Linked DNA regions of Homo sapiens: region 1 is linked to region 2. The links are chromatin contacts, found by Hi-C in ENCODE. All regions are on one chromosome and are shown on one strand. The core of a region is the stretch at or near the end of the contact, and the rest is flanking DNA. Distances in the headings are between cores, read along the strand shown.

The links. A loop is a pair of places that touch in the nucleus more often than their neighbours do.
Region 1: a loop to region 2 is called in a map of Caco-2, with 2.5 times the contacts of the local background. The contact joins the enhancer-like site here to the promoter of ACTL8 in region 2. A Hi-C loop is called at or near these places in 1 of 168 maps with a recorded cell type or tissue (Caco-2).

The regions. Positions count from the first base shown.
Region 1 is chr1:17,793,561-17,796,816 of GRCh38, reverse strand. All of the region lies in intron 1 of ACTL8 (actin like 8), which reads right to left. Among named protein-coding and RNA genes, the nearest start is that of ACTL8, 40 kb to the right of the region's middle. Within about 2 kb of position 1,561, at least 2 of the 41 ENCODE cell types and tissues checked have a DNase peak (open chromatin) inside an H3K27ac peak, as active enhancers do.
Region 2 is chr1:17,753,784-17,756,804 of GRCh38, reverse strand. ACTL8 (actin like 8) reads right to left here and starts at 1,472. Exons shown (of 3, transcript NM_030812.3): 1 at 1,301-1,472.

The DNA.
Region 1 (3,256 bases), core at 312-2,811, 40 kb before region 2:
CCCTACTCGTTGCAATCTAAGTCTAGAGCATCCTCTCAGCTGCTGAAGAAGCTTGAAGAGGTCGGAAGACTAGATCAAGAAGCACACGGCTGGCTTTTGAAGCCGGGTGGACCTGGGGTTTGAATCCGGTATGAGCCACAGGGTAGCTGTGAGAGCTGGGGGTTGGAGAGTCCCAGCATTCCCTGTAGGGATTATGCCCATTTACCCCAGAGGGGGTGGAGGGCAAAGCTGAGTGTTTAACAAAGCTGGATTTGTATCTCTCCAAATATACCGCTGGCTGCCACTGACCTTGGACAAGTTGTTCTCCCATGCGAGCCTCAGTTTCACCTCTGGTAAGTGGGGGCGTGATGCCGACCTCTTGGGATGGTAAAGATTAAATGAGATACTGAAGGCACCTGCATGTATGAGCTAACTCACCTCCAGCTGCCCATCACTCCAGCAGTGCTAGAGAACGTTTAAAACAGTGGGAGTGCTTACCTACACACACACACACACACACACACACACACAGGTGCACGCATGCACAGAGCCATCCTCCTCCCTCCATCAAGTTAAAGCCCACCCCACCCAAAACCACCTCTTCCTCCTCTTCTTCCTTCTCCTCCAGGGAACCAAACCATCCCCAGCAGAGTCCGTGTCTGAGCATGCTCAGTAGCCAGAGCAGCTGGGGTCCCCAGGACCTGCTGCCCCATTGCTGACTTCAACATCTCCACCCTGGTAAGACACCCAGGAAAGAGCAGCATTTCCCAGCAGCCCCCACTGAGCAGAGCGAGCCACCAGCTGGGCTCTCTCCCTCCCTAGCTCAGCTTTTAAAGGCCCCAGGGGACTTCCTGAGGGTTCAGCCCTGGCAGAAAGGGGCATCAGGGGAATGAGATGCTGAGCAATGCTGTACCCCATGCCAGTGTGCTTGGTGTGCAGACAGTCTTGGAAATGCCCGAGCTCATCTTGAGGATGAAAACAGCTGCACATTCAAACGCAACCCGCCTTGCACATGTATTGCACTCACCACCTCGAACTCGGGGAAGGTGATCACAACAAGATTTTGGAATCAAACGGCACGGGAGGTCCTTCTGAGGGTCTGTACCCCATTTCTGCACCTATCTAACCTCTAGTGATTGACGCGGGACCCCCACCCTTCTGTTTAATTTCAGTTTTACTGCCTCCCTGATTGGAGCCAAAGGGAATCTGTTATCCCAGCTTCCTGGTGTGTGCTGCAACGTTTCCTCTTAAAGAGTTTTCTTTTTTTATTGCTCCTAAATCTTTCTTCGTGTAGCTAAAGCTTCTCTCTTAGACCCAAGTAACAGAGGGAAGGGAAAACTAAAAATAGAAGCAAATTTACATTTGCAGAACACCTGTTATATTTTACTACATTCTTATTTAATCCTCACACGAACCCTGCAAGGCAGTCAGACTGTTTATAGTGGAGGAAATAGGCTCAAAGAAGCCCAAGTTTGCACAGAATGAGGACTCCTTTCCCAGGCCTCCCTAGAAGCTAGGCCGGTCCTGAAACTAGTCAATGAGGACAAAGTACGGTGGGGAGGGGCTGTCTTCTGCAACTTCTAGGAAGTGCCCTTCTTTGCTTTGCCCTCCCTTCTGAAATGCAGGGTGTGAGGGCAAACGACAGTGACTCTGGACATGGAACATGAGTGACTTTGAGAATGGAAGCTATTACACAGCAGTGCGAGCGAGAATGCTATTAACGTACCTGGACTCTGGGGCCCCATGCCACCCCAGGAATGGACCCTCTTCTAAACTATTTGAACATGAAAGTGAAATCAACTATTGGATTGTTTAAGCCTCTCATTTGGGGATTTTCTGCATCAATCTTAAACTGATACAGTGAGCTGCTAAGCATTCCTCCTTCTGCAGATGTCATCAGCAGATTCCCCTACCACACACCTCAGCATCCAAAGAGTTAGAAGGAAAGTCCAGTCTCACTAACCAGCCCCCTCTCCCACTCCCACAAGGGCAATTCTGTTTTCAAAGGTGCTTTTCTTTAAGGAATAAGAACTGGACACGATCTGGGAGAGCAACTCTCTGTGGGATCTCTACGTTGCCCTCAACTTCCCCTCTGATGGCAACATTGGCTTATGACAACAAGAGCTTGATACAGAAATTTAAAATGTTAATACAACTTCATACAGTAGGAAATAAGACACAAATAAAAATTATGCAAAGAGAAAAGTAGTAAAAAAATAAGATGAGACCAGGGAGGCCTATATACTTTGAGCAATTTCACTGAGCTTCCTAGTAGCCAAAGCAAAGAGGAAAACACAATCAATTTATGGTAACTGTTGCTTGTTTAACATCTATTTTCCAGACATCATGGCCTGAAAGCCATTTCTCCTGTGGAGCCTAGAGGGGATGGTGTAACTGATGGACAATGCCACCAACAGTCCTGGTAGCCAATGCAATCATGAGTCTTATGGTATACAATGTATTGAATCGCCCCAGAAACCCAGGATATTGTTGCTAGTCATCCTCCTCATTTTATAGATGAGGAAAAGGAAGTTAAGTAACTATGTCCAAGGTCACACAGCTAGGAAATGGCAGTACTGTGATTCCACTCCACTGGGCTCTTAACCACGGGCTAAAAGGTCAGCCAGACCTAGGTTCAGATATTACCCACTCTCCACTGCTGAGCAGCCTTGGCCAAGCGACTGCATCTCTCTGAGCTTCTATTTCCCCATCTGTCCATAGGAATAATCCCATAAACAGGGTGATTGTGAGGCGTCAGCAAGAGAGATTGCCACATAACAGAATGTGAGAGGGACTTTTCATGGTGCCCTGGAATGACAGCTGAAGCCAAAATGAAGGACAAGGAGGGCCAAGTATCCCGAGATTCTAAAGAGAGCTGACAAGAAGCTACTCACAACTGGAGCCAGACCTGCCCCCTTCCCATCCTCTACCAGGCAGCACTGACCGCAAGCCAACAGAATCACCCCCAATACCAATTCTCCCCACACATATTCTACACAAAGGATGCCAACCTTGCAGAGAGCAGAGCATGGGCCAGGAGAGGTGACACAGGCCGGGAGGTGGAGGTTGTCAGGGAACAGGAGCCAGGAGGTGCCACCACAGCAGAAGATCACCAGAGTAGGCAGAGCTAACCCAGACCAGGGTAGGTGGCCACTCACCCTCTGCAACCTGCCTGTCCAATAGAGAGTGAGATTCCTTCCTTCTCCCCACTCCTGGAGCAGCCTGGAAAAGCTGTAGGGGAAGGGTTTAGAGTGCTTTAGATGAGATGTGAGGTCCC
Region 2 (3,021 bases), core at 223-2,722:
GCAAATGATAGACTCATATAATGTCACCACATGCCTTGGGTAACTAGCACCCCATTTCCCATTGGCAAGGAACTTGACACTACACCCAAGCCCAAAATCACCAGAAAACCACTCCCAAAATGGTACCTCTGTGGTTCCATCTCCTGATACCTATTCCTGACACCAATTCTGTATCAGTTTGGGTCCAGTCAAGGAAAGGACACCATACAGTGATTTTTACAGGGAAAGTTTCATATGAAGAATTATTAACTTATAATAGAGAACTGAATTAACAAGAAATTGACTGATAAGGAGTAAAGAGAACGATAATTAATACAGAAACAGCAGACGCAAGGAGCAACCACAACCCACAGAGCTGAGATGGAGTCTCTGAAGACCAGACCCCATCCAGAGCTGTGATAAACAACCCCCCGCTAAGAATCCCCCAAACCAGAGCTGGACAAAGCTCTCAAGGAAGAACCCCTCAAGGCCAAGGTAGAGTCCCCAAGAAAGAGCCCCTGGGGGCTTTCATAGGTTCCCCAAAGATAAGTCCCCCACTAGAGGTTTAAAAAAAAGTTCCCAAGAAGAGGCCCCCAGGGCTGAGGCCCCCTGGGAAGAGCCCCTATTCAAGGGATAAGATAGAGCCCCAAAGAAGAGCTCCCAGAGCTACCAAGGAAGGGGCCCCCTACCCAGGGCTGTGATTGATCCCCCAAGGAAGAGTCCCCTCCGAAGGCTGAAATAAAGTCCACAAAGAAAAAGCCCCTGAGGGCTGCGGTAGAGTCCCGAAGAGACACCCTCCTGCCACCTGTGACAGAGTAAACGTCCTCAAAAAAAGAGCCCTCCCAGGGCTGACGTGGAGCCCCCAAGGAACAGCCCCCCACCCCAGGACTGAAATAGAGCCCCAAAAAGAGACCCCCATATCAGGCTGAGATAGAGACCTCCAGAAAGAGCCCCTCACCCCAGGGAAGGGACCCTCCACCAGGCTGAGATAACCCCCTCCAGGCGGTGCCCCCACAAGGGGCTAAGCTTGGGCCCCCAAGGAAGGGCCCCCAGTCCCACACATGTGGCTGAGGTACAGCCGCTATGGAAGAGTCTCCTCCAAAAGCTGAAATCAAGTCCCTAAGGAAAAGCCCTTGGTCTGAGGTAGAGCCTGTCACTCCCCAACCCCACAAAGAAGTGCCCCACACACAAACCCTTGGGGGCTGACAGCCAGGCCTTGCTTAAGAGGGCATGGCTGTGCCACAGGAAGGACAAAAAAAAAAAAAAAAACAGTCAGGGGCCACAACCAGCCAAAGTTAGAAATTCAACTTTTAGAACGTACCAGAAATCTGCCCTGTAAGATGCCACAAAAGCTGCTCTCAGAAACAGTGTCTCACAAGAGGCACCCACTGCAAAACAACTTGAAAGGGGTGCTGTGTGAGCTGCCGAACTCAGCTGCACACTGCAAACGCCTGCACGAGAGCGGCTGCACGTGGTGCCGCAGCCTACTCTGTGAGCACGTGGCAAGCAGGAAGCGGAACCTCCCCGCTGCTGGGGCTCCCCAGCGCCCTCTACTGGCAAAGCCCAGCATGCCTGCTGGCCAGGGAGAAAATTTAAAGGGCCCAGATCCATTTTTACCAAGCAGGCAAGAAGGGTGAATGTGGAGCGGAGAGGCAATAATTTGACAACCAGCAACAATGAAATATCAGCAGTGAAAAAGAAAATAACTACTGATACATAAAACAAATGCATTAATCATATACGTATTATGCTGAGTAAAAGAAACCAGACGCAAAGCAGCACAATCTGTAAGTTTCCATTTACATTATGCACAAAATTCTCTGAAAAGAAATTTAGAGGAAAGAGACTTTAGTACAGAAAACAGTTTGCAAACTTGGAGATGCACCCTCCACTGGAAAATGAAGGGGAGTTCCCAAGAATGAGGGAAGCATCAAGTTTTGCGCAAAAGTTCCTGCCCAGGTTCCCAATCAGATCAAGATGTGCAAATGAAGGATTGAAACTTGCTTAGTTCTGATTGGTCAATATAGCTGAGCTCTCATTGGTTGATACAGCCAAACCCTGATTGGTTTATACACTTGAGCCCTGATTGGTTGGTTCAGGTGAGCTGAGAAAGTACCAAAGATAAAAAGGTGCAGGTTTTCTGGGGAAGTCAGGGTAGTTGTGTAACCATAGTCAGCAAGTGGCTGCTTCATTCTATTTTAAATTTAGGCCCACTTACCCATTCTTATTTGGGGGGGGGGTAGTATTTATTTATTTTGTAGAGAACAGGGTCTTGGTATGTTGCCCAGTCTGGTCGTAAACTCAGGGGCTCAAGTGATCCGCCCACCCTGGCCTACCAAAGTGATGGGATTACAAGCAAGAACAGCGGAGCCTAGCCCACTTAGCCACTCAGGATCCATCTTGAAGGTCTGGCCCTTTCAGGTTCACATTTGTTCACAGAAGTTCAAGAACAGGCAAAGCAACCTACAGTGACAGAAATTAAAAAAAAAAAAACAGGTGGAGATGGGTGTATTTAGCTGGAAGAGGGCACAATGGAATTTTCTAGGGCAATGGAAATACTCTCTATTGCAATTGGGGTGCTGTATACATTTGTAAAAATTCATCATACTGAACACTAAGATCTGTGTGTTGCATTGTAGATAAATTATACCTCAATTTTTAAAAATTAGCCCCCAAACTTGGTTTCAAATCCAGTCACTGTGTACTACCTGTACACAGTGGGTGATATGGTTTGGCTTTGTGTCCTCACCCAAATCTCACCTTGTATTTTAATAATCCCCACGTGTCAAGGGTGGGGCCAGGTGGAGATCATTGAATCATGGGGGCTGTTTGCCCCATACTGTTCTCATGATAGTGAATAAGTCTTACGAGATCTGATGGTTTTATAAACGGGAGTTCCCCTGCACAAGCTTTTTGCCTGCCGCCACGTAAGACGTGACTTTGCCCCTCCTTTGCCTTCCACCTTGATTGTGAGGCCTCCCCAGCCAAGTGGAACTGTGAATCCATTAAACCTCTTTCCTTTATAAATTACCCAGATTTGAG